2 separate regions of the Homo sapiens genome follow, and region 2 is linked to region 1. A link is a loop called in an ENCODE intact Hi-C map of the cell type or tissue named here. Cell type or tissue: heart right ventricle. All regions are shown on one strand. Each heading gives the region's core, and the rest is flanking DNA. Links, peaks and the distances in the headings are about the cores only.

Region 1 (8,262 bases), core at 1,073-6,072:
CAGTCCATTCACCACAGACACACACAGCCACACATACACGCATATATACAACATTCTCATGTAAAACATTTTGAAATAGATTCACATGAAGTTGCAAAGATAGTGCAGAGGTCTCACATACCCTCACCCACTCCACCTCAGTGGTTTCATCATCTGTAACTATAGCGCAATATCAAAAGAAGAAAATGAGCATTGGTACTTTGTGTGACACACTATTTTAAGAATCTTATTATCTGTTTCTCCAGCCAAAGCCTCCTTCTCAGAAGCCATAATAGACTCACTGTCACCAAATTAAGTCAAAATTATCCCTATGTGTGAACCCAGGTTTGTGGGTTCAGTCCAATTGTTTTGGTTTATCTTTGAATTGGGTTATGGTTCCCCAAATTGAAAATTGACATCATCGAACTAATTTCATATAATATCTACTCCAGTTATCTGCATGTTGGACCTGAAATATTGTCATGAGAGATTAGGGAGAGAAATATATTAGTGAAAAAAATCAAAAGTCAATGTTTCTTTTCTTTAAAAAAAAAAAAGAAAGAAAGAAAGAAAAGCAACTAAAATGTGTCCTGATCAAAACTTTATGAGGTAACCTCTTGGAATGTGTCACAATATTTGCCCTCCTAAATCAGCCCATTCACTACAGCCACATGCACACACCCACAAAATGCATATACAGGCATAGATAATACACACTTAGATGCACGCACACAGACACCTGCGCACTTATGCACATTCAAACGAACCCACGGACACCACTTTTTTGTTACTATATTTTCGTCTATGTCCTCAGCCAATGCTCCTCCTCAGGAGTCAGAACTGACTCACTGGCTGTCAATGACTCCAACATCAAGACACAACTGTCCCCTTCTTTGGACCTGGGCTGGTGAGTTCAGCCAAATTGTTTTTTGTTCGTCTGTGAATGGGGTTATGGATCCCAAGAGAAGGAACTGAAATCATCAAACTAATTTTACATGATGTACTAAGAAGAACGCGGTACCAAATGAAAGAGCTCAGTGATTAGTTTACCAAGCCATCCAGATCTATGTAAATGACCTGTGATAAATGACTGGTCAGCCAAAGGAACAGAAATCATGTATTATTTCCGCAGTTTGAAGTGAAATGCCATTTGTATTTATCATTGTTCTGAACCAGCACAGCAGAGTGTGTGGGACAAAACTTTCTGCAAACACATAAGTGGACTTCTTATTTAAAAAATTGTATATGCATATATAATTAATGAAATACATATATATATATATATATATATATATTTAAATCAGAGTTTCCTCACTTGGATTATTAAAGGTGACTTGCAGATGGTGCTGTGCTGGCAACCATGTAATTCACTTACACAGAAATTTACTAGAGTTCTGAATGTGGAAATATTTAAACAAGGTCAAAATATTTTGCTTTTCATTTAGAATTTTCATCATAGATTCTGAGATTCAAAAAATACACTCATAGCATTATCACCATAATTTTCTGATTTTTGCATTCTTCTGCTTCATTTTAATTTTTTTTTTTAGTTTCTCTGGATAAAACATTAGTGTAATTAAATGTGTGGGTGGCAGTCTCTTCACCTAAATGTCCATGAATCTTAGGGCAGCACTGTCTAGAGAGAATTGAAGTAATCACAATATAAATGAGGCACTTGGATCCACTAATGTTTTTTATAAGCCAAGATTACCTAATGAATTCACCATGGAGGCCTCAGATAGCTACCATTGATCATTTTTTGAGCACTTGCTATGTGCAAGTATGGTGCTGACTGCTTTAGGTAACATAGTCTCTTTGATCATGACAAGTTTCCATGCAGCTGCTATTATTGTTCCTATTTTACAGGTTAAGAAACTTCAGTTCCTAGAGACTGAGTAGCTTGACCAGGATCACAGAGCAGGCTGGGTTGAAACTCAGACCCACCAGACACTGAACCACTGCGTTTAGCCATTATAGTTCACGGCTCTTCACAGAGGTTAAATGCTGCAAAGAAAGGCAGTGAGCTTGAGCTGTGATGGAAAAGAAGCACAGGCGAGCGTGAGCTAATCAAGCCTGGAGACTATTGAGGGGTATAAGCAAAGACACAGGGGGAGGGAGAGTTCACCGGAACTAATGAGGGAGGGTCTACAGGCCCTGGGAAAAGGCTGGTTCCGGGAAATTTCCACACTTGAGAAACTGGGGAATCATTATTTTTCCAGCTGAATGGCAAATGATTCCAGTTCAAACTGTCTCCATTTGGCTTCCACAGTTATTGGTTTAGCTGGGGCTGCACTCGAGAAAGATGCAAGTGTGGAATATGAAGTGAAACAGAGAAAGAACGTAAAACACCACCGATGAAGGGAACTGGGCGTGATTGAGGGAAAAGACAGTAGCTCTAAAGCCACAGTGTAAAGAAAAAAACAAGCTGATTCGGGGTTGGAACAGCAGGAATTTTCCCACCAGTGCATTCCCAGTGGCATCTATCTGTATACAAAAATGTATACCTGTGAATCAAGAGTTTCTATGGTTGAATATATGTGGGTAGGTCTGTAGTAATTTGTATAACCTATCCAGTTCCATTGGGAGGGAGGTGGGATGATTTACACTGTTTTCTGTCCTGTGGGATTATAATTCTCTAACTTTTTCTCACCTTGAGTTTTATTTTATTTAGTTTGCTCCAAACTCTAACACAGTGCTTCTCAAACTTTAGTTACTTATGAAACACTTGGGAAATATTGTTAAATCAGATTCTTATTTAGTAAGTCTGGGGTATGGTCTGAGTTTCTGCATTTCTAACAAGCTCCCCTAGAGGTTGGGGGATACCCCAGTTGGGGTACCACACTTTGAATAGTGGGGGCTCTAAGAAATAAATCATACTAGCAGAAGAGACAAAGATTATTACTTTCTCCCAATAAAGCAGCATCTGTGTCCACCTTCTCACTTCCCTTTTGTCTTCTACTATCTTTTCTGCATGTTCTAATTTGTGGCTGAGGCTAAAGAAAGGATGTACAGTAGGTACACACGAAACCCCAGGTTTGTACAGCTCCCCTCTTCTGAGTGCCTGCTTGTTCTTCTATCCGCCTCCCTCTGCCTGATCTCATCTGGATGGCTGGACTTCCTTCCTCTCCAGAGGGAATTCCACTGAAACAGCTGCTTCCTCCTCATGCGTGTCAACCAGTGTTCTTATAGAACTGTCATAATCTAGAGCTTGGAATCGAGCATGAGAAATCAGCAGGTCCAGGCTTCTGCCCTCAGTAAGTGAATGTCCAAACCCTTCAAAGGGAAAGATATGCCTATTTTCCTCACCCAAACCACCATCATTTCTTTTTGTTTGTTTGTTTGTTTTTTAACCATTCATATTTTCAAACATCAGCTGTGGGCCTGGCTCAGTTTGAGACTCAGTCATCAAGACCATATTTGGATTAATTTCGTTCCAGGTCAAACATTCCAATTTAATACATTTATCCCATGATTTCCTAATGCTATCAAATGACACATCGTTTTATTTTTTTTCTTTGTTTTTCTCTTTCAACTAATTTATTTAATGGGTCCAAAATGGGTGATTACAGCACAAAAACATGTGGTATCCTAATTGGATTTTGAAAATGTGTAAACATGGCCCTCCGGTGGCTTGCTATTACCATCTGGACCAAATATAAACTTCTGACCATTGCCTTCAAACTCTCCTTCACCCAGCACCACCCTATGGCCACTCTCATCTGTGACTTCTCCTCTCCAAGTTCCCTCTGTTCCAGCCAGACTGTGCTTCTTGTTTTTCAGAACCAGTTTCTCAATTTCCGCTTCAAGGCCTCTGCCTGAACTGGTCTACAGAGAAGGAACAAGTTCCTACCTTCCATTCTCTATGCCTTTCAGAAGGCTTCTCAGATTTCACTCCTAGAAATGTTTCCCAAACTAATCCTATCCATTTTTTTACTCCACTATGATCCCTACTTCACCTCAATGTCTGCAATTATTTGGGCAAAGCTTGTGTTTTACTCGTGTCTATCTACGTGGCTCATTGAGTCATTAACAGTAACAGTAGCAGTGGTTCCTACGTGTTGGTATCTAAGCCAGGTTCTGGGGCTCCACTGTGAACAAGCAATCAATGTACTTAATATCACAGTTTACATTCAGGTTTGGGAAGGTGGATAATGAGCAATAAATGAACAAACAAAAATTTCAGATGGTGAAAAAGTTCTGCTGGGTGGTGTGAGGTTAGAGGGCAGGGAGCAAGCTTCCTCTTGATCTGAACTCTCCATCTCTCTGAATTCACTTTACAAAATAGTACACATCCAGCGCAAACACATGTAGGCTCACTTGGTTGAGATGCACACATCAAAGTTTGCATGTGAATACAGCACATATCTCAAGGGAAGTTTCTTTGTGAGGCCAGTCATGCCTGGGGAAATATCATCGAAGAGAGTGATCACTGATTTCATTGATGAGAAGGTACTTTTCTGCAGTCTTCAGTATAGCCCAGAGTTTCTCAAACTTAACACATCTGGGGTACTTGTTAAAAGTCAGACCACATAATGAAAACATTGTACTATAGCTTTTAAGGGACAAGAATCAGGACACTGAGATGGATGAATGGGTGGGTGGATGGAAGGAAGGATGGATAGTGGATGGAAGGACGGATGGATGGTGGATGGAAGGAAGGATGGATGGTGGATGGAAGGAAGGGTGGATGGTGGATGGAAGGAAGGATGGATGGTAGATGGAAGAAAGGATGGATGGTGGATGGAAGGAAGGATGGATGGTGGATGGAAGGAAGGATGGATGGATGGTGGATGGAAGGAAGGAAGGATGGTGGATGGATACATAGATGGACCCAGTTACCCAGTGCTCTAAGTTAGCAACCAAATTCACAAGAAGATTCATGGCTTTACCTGTCCCGTGGCACTAGGCCTATGATTTGGGAACCTAAACTCAGTTCAGTCTCCTTCCTCTAATTTTTATGAAGAAACATTTTATTCATTGAGCCCTGGGTATAAAAATCATTTTGAGAATTAATAATTAACATAGATTCATAGACTGTGAAATCGAATCTTTCATTCCATTGCCCATCATTTAACATATAAGTTGCTTTTTTTTTTTTTTTTTTAGAGAGAGACATTGTCACCCAGGCAGAAGTGCAGTGGCACTGTCATGGCTCACTATAACCTTAAACTCCTGGGCTCAAGCCATTCTCTCACCTCAGCTTTCCAAAGCTCTGGGATTAAGGCATGATCCACCATACCCGGCTAAATTGCATTCTTTAGAACTGCATTTTCCCCAAAATAAGTCACTTTTAAGCCATGTCCCTTTTTTGCTCATACCACAGGACATTTAATACTACTGGAAACAGAGATACCATCATATTCTCGCAAGACCCAACAAGAAGCCACCATGCATCGGGACCAGACACCATCCCTTCGGGTGGGACCAGATACCATCCCTTCGGGTGACCACGAGGCAGCAGGAGGGACACACTGCCAACAAGCACCACTGCATCCTGCCAGGTCCTCCCCAGTCAAGAGAAGAGGGCAGGAGAGGTGTGCATGAAACAGACCCAGGGAAGGGCGCATTTGCCCTCCAGCAGCGTCATTTATAGTGACTGGGGGGACTTGCAATACAGGGAAACTGGCATCTCACTCCCCACCGAGAGGCCTCCCAAGCTTCCAGAGCTGGCAGACTCAAGATGTCTCCATGGAAGATGTGGAGCCTTGAGGTGCGATACAGGCAGAGAGGAACACGCAAGCTGTGGCCTGCTTTCAGTCTAGGAATTTCCCAAGGCATGAGTGTTGACTTGGAGGGACTGTGGTAGCAATTCCCGGGGAAAGAGAGGGTGATCCCCAACCCACCTAGTTTTCTTCTGTGCTGAGAGGACATGAAATCAGACTGTGACCTTTCATTGGCCCCACTAAAAGAAACCCGGATGTGAGAGGAGGTGCTGGAGCCAGGAGGTTCCTCCAGGCTCCACCGAGTGGAGACCTGAGATGCCCTCCCAGGGCTGATGGCAGACAAGGCTGCGTTCAGGAGCGTGGGGTGGAAGAAAGCTTAAAAACACATACAGCACTTGCATGGAAACTCCTAGAGGAAAATGGAACCAGGAAGAATCAGAACAGTGCCCAGGGGCGCCTCCCTCCCACAGGCAAGTGGCCATTTAAGAAAGGATTTCTGTGCATCCCCCAGCCCTCCTTCAGGCTCCCCAGAAAAGCTGGGTCTACGGGAGGGGGAGGATAGCATTGCTCCACAGCCAGATTTTGCCCCCCACCCTCTTTCTAAGCAGCCAGAGTCACAGCTCTAGCTTTAAATTGGATATGCAATTAAGGGTTTAAATTAAGCCACACTAAGTTTTAATTACCAAATGTGACCAGGAAGTTATGGAATACACCCAAGATTTTGTTAAGGGAAGAGAAAACTGTGGATTCTACATAGCACAATTGAACACAACGATTTAAAAAAAATACATAAGACCATTTAATTCTTTTTTTTTTTTTTTTTTTTGGATTTCAGTTGTAATTCCTTCAAGATTCCATTGTCATAGAAGCTTTTACTTAAAGCAAATTCCATGCTTTCATGGTCAAATAATCCAAGAATGTTAATTTCCCCTTTCTTTTTCTTGTTTTTTGCATATTTGTGGGATTGCATAGTGTAGTTTCACTCATTGATTATCCCACATTAAATCTTTCACCAAAAGTTCAAAGTCAAGTAAGTATTTGATCACTTGCAAGGGAATCTATCTGGCATTGGTGACTAGGTCTCCAGAGCAGAGAAATTAGATGAAGTGCCAAAGCATTGCATCCGGTTCCCTGGGTGATATTCTAAGGCGTGCACACAGCAGGAACAATACTCTTGGCCAGAGTCAGAGAGGAAGTCATGAGCTCCCGTGCTGAGTATATTCTTGGGTCTCCCCTTGTTTACATTTTGCCACTCTTGTATATCCCTAGCTTTACTCTGGATTAAGGAGGCCTCGACTTGTTGTAAAATGCTTTTGGAAAAGCCTGTTCAGTGAGGGCCATCTCACTTGATCAAACAGGATCATGCAGACCAATCAGTAGTGTAATATTAAGTAGTCAGGGTGCCACTTGAGAAAGGAGACCCATCCTTTGTTTTTGAATGATGACTCTTCTATCAAAATCTGTGTTTTATTGTCATCAAAGTTAAAATGGAAATAAAATATATTTTTAAAATAAAATAGGATTTGTTTCCACTCAATTTAAAAAAAAAACTGAATCTCTAAGCTTAAGATTTTTCCATATTAATAAAATGAAAATTTTTTCCAGAAACCTCTCTGAGGCCCTTCTTCTTTAAATTTATGTCAGCTTCATAACCAACTAACAAAGATATATGTTGTGATAGAGCCCATCACTTCAGTGGATAATCATGTAACTTACAGAAATCATTTCACAATCTTCAGATAGTTATTCTTCAATCTGCCAAGGTATTCAATCAATAAATGCCATTCTATGTAATCATTGCAATGACTGCCAAATGATGCAATCTTAAAATGCGGAAGAAAAAAAGTCAAGAAGGAGAAGGGTGAGTATCCAAGACAGAACCAAGTATTTTACAACAGGCCTTTCAGGTAGACTGGCTGAATTCCATATAAGCTCATTCATATCTGGAAGTCTTTATCGTTGTCTTAAGCCTGGAAATCAATGACCACCATCCCCTTGAGAGCCTGAAACCTGAAACAAGCATATTTCTTTAAGCACCTTTGCAAAAGTACTTAATTTTCCATGAGAACTCACTGTCTTGACCTGGCTCCTGGAATTCAAGGGAAGGGTGGAAAGTCAAGTCCAATAAATGAATAACTTTCAGGAACTTCAAACTTCATTATTTCTGATGGCAACCCAAAGCTTTTTCCATTATAAAAAAAAGGGCAAGGTATTTTGCACTCAAGTAGCTCTTTCAAAGAGGAGAATGAGAGCATGCAGCCCTCTTTACTCTGGTGAGAGGCTCACATTCTATATCTTGTTGGCTCAGAGTGCCTTTGTTTGGAGTCCAGCCCCTGGTTGAGGGTCAGCTAATGAAAGAGGAAATGAGGTTCAAATTCTTTAATTAGTTTTGTCAGTGATTCTCTATGGTTGGCAATAAAAGCAATACTTTCTGGGAGATCAGGTTCTCTTGCTGAAACTTTGGATAGGATAAAGCGCTTGAAAGGCCAAGATCATTTTCAGCCCATTGTTACAGCCTGTCTCTGAACTGGGCTTTTTACTGAAAAGCTTTGGAGCCAAAATTTTTATGTCATCTCCACAGTCATGTCTCACAGACATCAATAAGCATGTCTCTTTCAGA
Region 2 (8,262 bases), core at 1,605-6,604, 700 kb before region 1:
AAACCACATTCCCATCAAGCGTGGGCTAGAAATGCATGAGTTTCCCGTGGAGCTAATAGGGTCTACATGGGAGGGAAGGCAGGCCTGGCGCTGTTTTAGGTCCTGCCCAAGAGGATGGCCTGGGAGGAGAATGTGTCTTACAGAGAGAGTCTGTATGCAAGGGACTGCAGAGAAGCAGGGTCCAAGTGGGGACCGGGGAGCAGCCAGCCAACAGACAGCTGTGGTAGCCGTTGGGTGAAGGACCCGAAAACAAGAGAATGAGTCAGGTGTGAGCATCTGCCGAGCCTGGAGTGCATGGGTGATTTTAGTTTTCTCTCCCTAAGTTTTGTTAACGGTGGCATAAGCTTACATCCAAGGATGGAGGAACAGAGGCTTTGTCACAGGTAAGAAAAGGAAATGAGGAGCGAGAGCAGTCAGCTTGAGACACGATGAAGAATTTAACACATGCAGCAGTACAAAAGAAAAAGGCTGCAAACTCCAATATCTTTCTAACCCAGTCCATTCTAAAACTAGGGAAAAAGCTGAAACCTGAAGGGTATTCCTCCAACAGAAGGGACACGCTCCTAAGTTGGCAAGACAAGCCCTAGCTGCAGGGTCACTGGAAGGCTCCGACCCATGACCTCAGCTCTTGTCCTAGGCCTCAGAGGCCACCCAACCCTTAGACAAGACGTAGATGATGTTGAGAGAAGTAGAAAGGAGGATAGATGAGAACACACCTATGCTATTTTAGGACAAACAGTAGACCTGCTGTCTTATCCCATTCAAAAATGAGTTAACAGAAAAGAATAAACAGCAACATAGGGCTTATGCATAAATTCCTCAACTAACAAGAAGAAACGAAACAAAGCGCAAAGAAAGCTAAAGAGCACACTCAAAAAATAAAGAATCTTTAAATCAACAATTTACACATTCAAGAAAATTTTAGAAACAAACAAAAACACTTGTCAAAAATGCAATAGAAGAAAATGTTCCTGAAATGAAGAAAGATCTTTCCATTTCTGGAAAGACATAAACTATAATTTTGTTTCTGGTTTTCTTTGAATGATTAAACTGTAGGAGCCCTCTATCCCTCCCTCCCTCTTTTTCTGCCCTCCTTCTCTCCCTTTCTTTGTTTCCTCTTCACCTCCCTCCTCTTTCTCTTTCTTCCTTCCTTTCTTTTTTCCTCGATGGTGCTTGTATTTGAAAAATGAATACCTATTATTTCTAGAATTAGGAAGAAGCTTTTTCAATCAAAAACATTGTTTAAGGCCAGGCATGGTGGTTCACGCCTGTAATCCTAGCACTTTGGGAGGCCGAGGCAGGCGGATTGCCTGAGCTCAGGAGTTCAAGACCAGCCCGGGCAACATGGTGAAACCCCGTCTCTGCTAAAAATACAAAAAGTTAGCCAGGCATGGTGGCGCTTGCCTATAGTCCCAGCTACTCAGGAGGCTGAGGCACGAGAATCACTTGAACCCAGGAGATGGAGGTTGCAATGAGCCGAGATCACGCCACTTCACTCCAGCCTGGGCGACAGAGCGAGACACAGTCTTAACAAACAAACAAACAAACACACTGTTCAATAATATGCTACCATTAAATGACAAACTTTGAGTAACTGCAGGTAGAGAAAAACCTAGAATTATCTACAGTTGTTATAAAGCCCTGGCATTAGGAAATGATATTTTAATCAAGATAACTGTTGAGTTGTGGATTTGAGTCACATACGTGAAAAGACCTGGGATAGGACAGAACCAGAGTTAAAAGAAAAACATTAAAACTGGAAAAAGATATCAATGGAACGGGATCACAAGCTTAGCAACACACTACAGATCAATTGAATGAAATTAGTGCTCATATTTATACACATTCAATAGGTGATGAAAATGGCATTCCAAAGTGAAAAGTTCATAAATGGTGCTCATTCATTCAATCTTTGGAAAAATTTCTAAAAAGTCAAGCTCTTCCTTGTTCTGTATGCCAAAATATATTCCAGATACGTTGGATTAAAGAATAAAGTGCCAAAAAATATTTAGTGAAAAATATACATGAGTATCAATTTGATTTCCTGATGGAGAAGCCTCAGCAAAAAGATAGTAATTCCTAGATTAGTTCATATAAAAGTGTAAACTCTCTTTTGGCCTGAAACACTATTAATATAAACAAAATTAAAGGGCCAGGAACTAACAGGGAAACAAATTACAATAATATGTAGCAGACAGTAGGTTAGGATCTTTAATATAAAAAGTTCTCATTAATAATAAAATATACTTTACTATAGATAATATAAATGTATATACAATGAAATTTTATTTAAAATATAAAAATGACAATAGGGTTCTTACTAATAAAAGAGAAACAATGGGCAAAGAACATGAACAGTGACTCAAAAGAAAGTTGTTCAAATGGACAACAAAATGTCCATTTTAAATAATAATTTAAAAATTCAAATTAAATCAAAGCATATACCATACTTGGCCTGGGTGGGAGAGAACTTTGATAACATCCATCCCAAAACACAGGGAAAGAGTCATGCCCTTACACTATTGGTTGGAATGTAACAGGTAAAAACTTTCAGGAGGGCATTTGGTAATATATATGAAGATTTAAATATGTCCACATTTTTATTTTTTATTTATCTTATTTAATTTTAATTTTATTTATTTATTTTTGAGATGAAGTCTTACTCTGTCGCCCAGACTGGAGCGCAGTGGTGCCATCTTGGCTCACTGCAACCTCCGCCTCCTGAGTTCAAGTGATTCTTATGCCTCAGCCTCCTGAGTAGCTGGGATTACAGGCGTGCACTACCACACCCGGCTAATTTTTGTAATTTTAGTAGAGATGGGGTTTCACTATGTTGGCCAGGCTGGTCTTGAACTCCTGACCTCAAGTGATCCACCTGCTTCAGTCTCCCAAAGTGCTGGGATTACAGGCATGACCCACCGCGTCTGGCATAAATATGTCCACATTTTTAAATCCAGTGATTCCACTTCTAGGAACTTATCTCAAGGAAATAATAAGAGATGCATTTAAATACATATAAGGATGGATGCAATACTTATACTTACAAAATTTGGGAAATGACTTCAATATACAATAATTGTGGACTGGTTTAAAAATAAAGACACACCTATTTGAAAGGTTACTCCCCAGTCATTAATATTTTCAAGAAATAATTTGACTATTGAAAATGCTCAACATACAGTGATAGGTGAAAAATATCAGTATACAGGATTATATTACAGTAGGATTGCAATTTTTTTTTTTACACATACACAGAAATTTTAATAACGATTATTTCTGGAAGGGATGATTACATGTGATTTACATTTTTTGTTCTGCGTCTTCAACATTTTATACAAATAATATGCGTCTTTTTTAAGCTTAGGATGGATGTCATTTAAAAAGCAACAATTTTTGGTATTGGAAGCAGACAGATCACGGAGAAGGTGCCCAATTGCTACAGGGTTTCTTTCTACACAGGGTTTCTTACTATTCAGATGCACCAGAAGGGGGCGCCTCAGCCTCTTCCCGCTGACAGACAGCTGGATCACCTGGTAAGTCTGGAATGTTCAGGTCTGCAGGAATCACTTTCCCTCGTCGTTACGCTTCTTTTCTGGGTCTCTCAGAAATTTCCATAGAAGAAGGATATGGAAATTTGAATGCCACCATGAGAGTTTTCTCTAGTCACATGATTAACAGTCTGTGCTGGTGATGTGTCCTTTGGTCAACACTCTTCTACCTGGGCAGCTGCTGCAAATCAGGAGTGCCTCTCCATCAGGAAAAGACAGAAACAAAACAGACTCTACCCGATGACTTTGCCTTAATCGCAACAAACAGGTTCATGGAAATGGCCAAATTCACAACTATAACTTAGGAGGTTGACTCAGCCACTAACTAATTGTACCTGAATCAGACTTTGTTTCTTAAAAAGTTATGTGCTGTTCTTCATGGTACCAGTTAGGGGGCAGCAGATAGCCTGGCATCTTTTGTTGTCTAAAGGAAGCTTCCAATTAGGAGATCCTAAAGTTTCTATGTATTATTTTATTTATCATGTGACATGGTCTGACAGTTCCATCCTGCGCCAGCTGTTCATTTTGGAAGCCAAACCTCTCACCTAGTAGAGTGCTTATAATTCACTACTGAGCAAAGGTGAACCCAAATAATAAAGTATCCTATATAATTACTGCACTCTGCATCAGCCATTTCAGTTTCATCATTATCTAAATATTACGAAGCCCTAGCCTTCTCTTTTGGTCTATCATTCTGTCTCTCACACACGCCTAAGTAAACTTTATTTTGACTCCTTAAAATACCCTCAGGATGAGAATGCAAGTAATGGGATGAGTGTAGGCATCTATAAAATGGCTTCTGCAAAGACCTCAAGATGCTAGTTTAAGAGGATGAGGCATAGCCAGCCTGTGGTAAAAACATTTGCTTTCCTGATGCATGCAACATTGTGGAGATGCTACTTTTGTGTGTGGGGTGTGTGTGTTTGTGTGTGTGTGTGTGTGTGTGTGTGTAGCTACTGAACACTGAGAATTTTGTCTATTCAAAAAGAAACAACAGAAACATGATGCTGAGCTCTTGAGGATCCTTGAACCAATGTCTTCTTTTGGTTTTGATTACGTACCTATTTTAGTTTCCAGAAGCTCCTCATGGGATAAAGAGTAGTAGGTGTGGAAACCAGATCACAGAGAGGTAGGCTGACTTGTAACTTTCCAGCCAGGGACAGAGCCCCTGTGTGTAGTAGGGTCTTTTCAGTACCAGTCTACCCTGGTGGCTTGTCACAGAGCATTTGCCCATCTTTCCAAGGCTCTACAAAATAGGATGCAGGGAATTCAGGTCAGCCAATAAAGCTTTTTTAAAAAAGGAAGAGAAATAATACCAGTAAGCAACATTGACTGTGTACCAGCACATTCTATGCGGCTCACACGACTAACTCAGCTATCCCTGACAACAATCCTATCTATGAATATTATTATCCATATTTATTATACTAATTGTGGAACCAAGTCATTTGCCCAGGAGTTTGAAAGTGGTGAATCCTAAATTTGAACCCAGTCAGTCTGACTGCAGGACCCACACATTCAACCACTACCTTTTGCCTCATCTTCAAATGGTGTTTTGCATACTTCAGAGCACTGAGGTGGCTGTGCCCTTGGTCACTGGGAGGCCATACTTGGCTGCACCCATTTGGACTGTCAGGATCTTCTCCAGTCAGAGGCCACCGCCAGGGCCAGAGACAATGGAGAATTATTTAGTATCCAGTGGTTCTAGAAACTGCCTCTGTTTCAAGCCCAGGAAGAAGGCTTTCTGAGGAGGACATTCCTTCTTGGGACAAGGACCCTTAGTGAGATTTGGCCTTTATGCACCTCCATCTGAAAAGCTAAGCTTTTCTCTGGGAATTTGAATTGAAGGTTAGGGATGATTGCTCAGATGGGGAAAGTGTGAAATGGTAATCACTTTCATATGACACTCGAGAAATGTTATAATAAAGCTGAGTAAATTGGAGCATGAGTTAGCCGGTCCTTTGCCTAATGATGTCACTCACTTTGTGCTTCCTCCAGCCTATGATTAATAAAAGAGGGGTTATGACAGTAACTCACTCCTAGTGGGCAGCAGTGACGTCAGCAGCAGCTGAGCAAACTGACTACATTTAGTTGTGCGTGTGTATGTGGGCATTTTTTTTTCCTGTGACTAACATGAAGATAACAGCATCTAATAAAACAAAAGCTCCTTGAAATTTGGGAAACTTATTGGGTGAACTCTTTTCTACAGGGAGCACCATTTTAATTATTCTCAGCTCATAGTTAAGTGATGTTGGAGTTGGCCAAAATTACCTTGTTGGCTTTCTGCCCCTGTTTCATTAAGGGATCACAAATGAACCCCTGGCCTTTTGGAGAGAGGTTTTCTGGAGTGTTTTTTTCCTTCTACTATAGAGGCTCCTCCCTCATTCATTATACTCTTCCATCTTTTAAGAGGAACTCAATGAGTAGAAGAGGGATTGTAGCCATAAGTTATTTTTTGAAAGTTTAAAGCTGGTTGTAGAATTCAGTGATTCCATTTTAAACTTTGTAAGAATATTGTGCTTAATTACAGTTTGCTTTTCCAATCTAAAGTGACAGAAGTCCTACTTGCTATTTCACCTTTGCAAACTTGACCTTCCTAAAATTAGAGTGGGCCACCTGGAAATATTTACTCACCTAGCTGAGCTGCTGCCAGTGTCCACGCGAGTCCACAGGACTCGTGAACAGCAGCACTCAGCCCATGCCTTGGAGCTGCTCCCACAGAGGGCAGAACCTTTGGACTCTATTAGGACACGAGGGAGGCAGCAATTCACTGATTTAAAAAAAATACACACAGAACTGCCCCCAGGCTTTTCTGTCGGGCTTTTTCCCTCCAAGCAGCGATTTGGGAACAGGTTGTGGGGGGATCTTTGTGGACAGGCAAAAGTGGATGCAAATCAAGATTGCTGCTCTCTTATCAGTCCAATGGAATCTACGTGCTAAACCACCATGTCTTCAAGTCACCAATGGAACTTATTACCCAAGGGGATCCAGGTGAGAAAAATGATTACAACAATCTGTTCCGCATTCCTTGGGGGGTATTTTTCAATAATCTTCTGAGGCAATAGGAAGATAAATTGTTGAAGCAGATGTTTCCTGATTGGGTTAGAACTGAGTCATGATAAACAATTTTGAAATATATATTGGTCAGGAAGAATGTTGAGGGCATATTTCTTCAGGTTGAGTTAGTCTGGGTTTTTTTCAATATATGTTTTTATATAGTGGTTGTAAATGAGTATTTCTTTCAATATTGAATTTTTTTTACATGTACTACATGGTTACTTCTTGGGAAGAAGTCCAGGCATTTCTGAATCATTTGAAAGTTGATTGAGGCCTTTGGTTCCAAAATGACCATTTACCTGAGGAGACAGTGATTCACACGTTGGAAGAGATGATACGGCGTCAGAGTGTCTAAGACATTCCCCTCATGGCTCCCTTCATCTTAAAATGATCTCTGACCTACCCTTTCCTTTCTGGATGACCCATTTTACTCAGGAGCTAAGTGATGAACCAGGGAAGTAAGCACTCACTGTATGGACAACAGGATTTCAGTTCTAAGCTAGTTTTATCCAGGCAACTTCCCTCTTGTGCATTTCACCAATACTTGTTGATTACTCTTACGATTTTCCATGAGATGGAATCCTTCACAATAGTTTCCCCAGTCCTCACAGGAGAGCAACACCTGGAAGGGCATGGCCTTCCTTTAATAGACACACCACTTCCTTTTACAAAGGAAGTTTGGAGAATATAATGTTGCTTGCAACAGCCATTAGGATTTAGCAAAACACTGTTTTATCTCTTTGGATATTGATTGTATGTCATTCCCCTAAGGTATTAAACAAATAAAATCAAGCTACATCATATTTGTTTGCTCTAGGAGAAAGGCATGGTTATCCTACGTTTGTGAATTTTACTTCAGGGAATTCTCTATTGCATGGATTTATCTGATACTGAATTGCTAAAATGAACAACTCAATCCTTTATTCATTTACTCTTTTGCATGAGTCTCTTGTCTCCTAACAACTTGGGTGTGGGCCAGCCCATCTCATTTTGTTGCTGGTCACCAAGATTCTGCTTTAGGTCAGAACAAAAAGCCAGCAGGAAAATGTATTGAGACCATACGTGAAAGTTGGTTGGAACAACGAGGTTGCCCAAGAGGAACATTGTATCTGTAGTCTCCAGTAATCAGAAAACATAAGATGCAAAAGGAAGCAGAATCACTTGAATTATTAGTATTTTGTAGAGCTGCAATTTTTTTTTTTTTTTGGTTTCCAAGGCCTCTTGGAGATGGATAGGGAGAAGGTTGAGTGAAACTTTACAATTATAATATGAAATCAGGGTATCTCAACTGCAGAACAATGAACACTGTAGGCCAGGTAATTTCTTGTTGTTGGGGGCTGTCCTGTGCATGGTAGGATATTCAGCAGCATCCCTGGGCCCTACCCACTAATGATCAGTAGAACCTCCCTCCCAGCTGTAACAACCAAAATGTCTTCAAACATGGCCAGATGTTCCCCGGGGAGCAAAATCGCCCCGGTTGAGAACCACTGCTGTAGAATGAAGAGTAATAGGTTACTTACTGGGTTTTCTTCCTCCTTCTCTTTTCCCTAATTGTTTTAGTTCTAGTATCTGGGTTCCCTTGGTTCAGAAAGCAGCATTTCCAAATAATCTAAAAACAGAGTGCTCTTACATAGCAGAAGGCCTTGTGGGATATTCT

The links. A loop is a pair of places that touch in the nucleus more often than their neighbours do. Peaks named below come from ENCODE experiments on the same cell type or tissue, not always from the same donor. Only the 100,000 strongest peaks of a DNase experiment are listed, where the experiment ranks them.
Region 2: it touches region 1 in a loop (3-fold over the local background); 25 of 110 quality-filtered maps call a loop at or near these places.

Annotation. Positions count from the first base shown.
Region 1 is chr7:41,006,030-41,014,291 of GRCh38, reverse strand. It overlaps a transcript of SUGCT not described here. Among named protein-coding and RNA genes, the nearest start is that of LINC01450, 30 kb to the right of the region's middle. RefSeq lists an enhancer at 6,881-8,080. In heart right ventricle, for the core only: no CTCF peak of the experiment used is centred there; DNase peaks (open chromatin) are centred at 3,104 and 3,693; H3K27ac peaks cover 2,869 bases.
Region 2 is chr7:41,707,130-41,715,391 of GRCh38, reverse strand. It overlaps INHBA-AS1 (INHBA antisense RNA 1), which reads right to left. Exons shown (of 4, transcript NR_027118.2): 2 at 4,610-4,794. Among named protein-coding and RNA genes, the nearest start is that of INHBA, 8.2 kb to the right of the region's middle. RefSeq lists an enhancer at 5,055-6,254. In heart right ventricle, for the core only: a CTCF peak has its summit at 3,480 (motif pointing right); no DNase peak of the experiment used is centred there.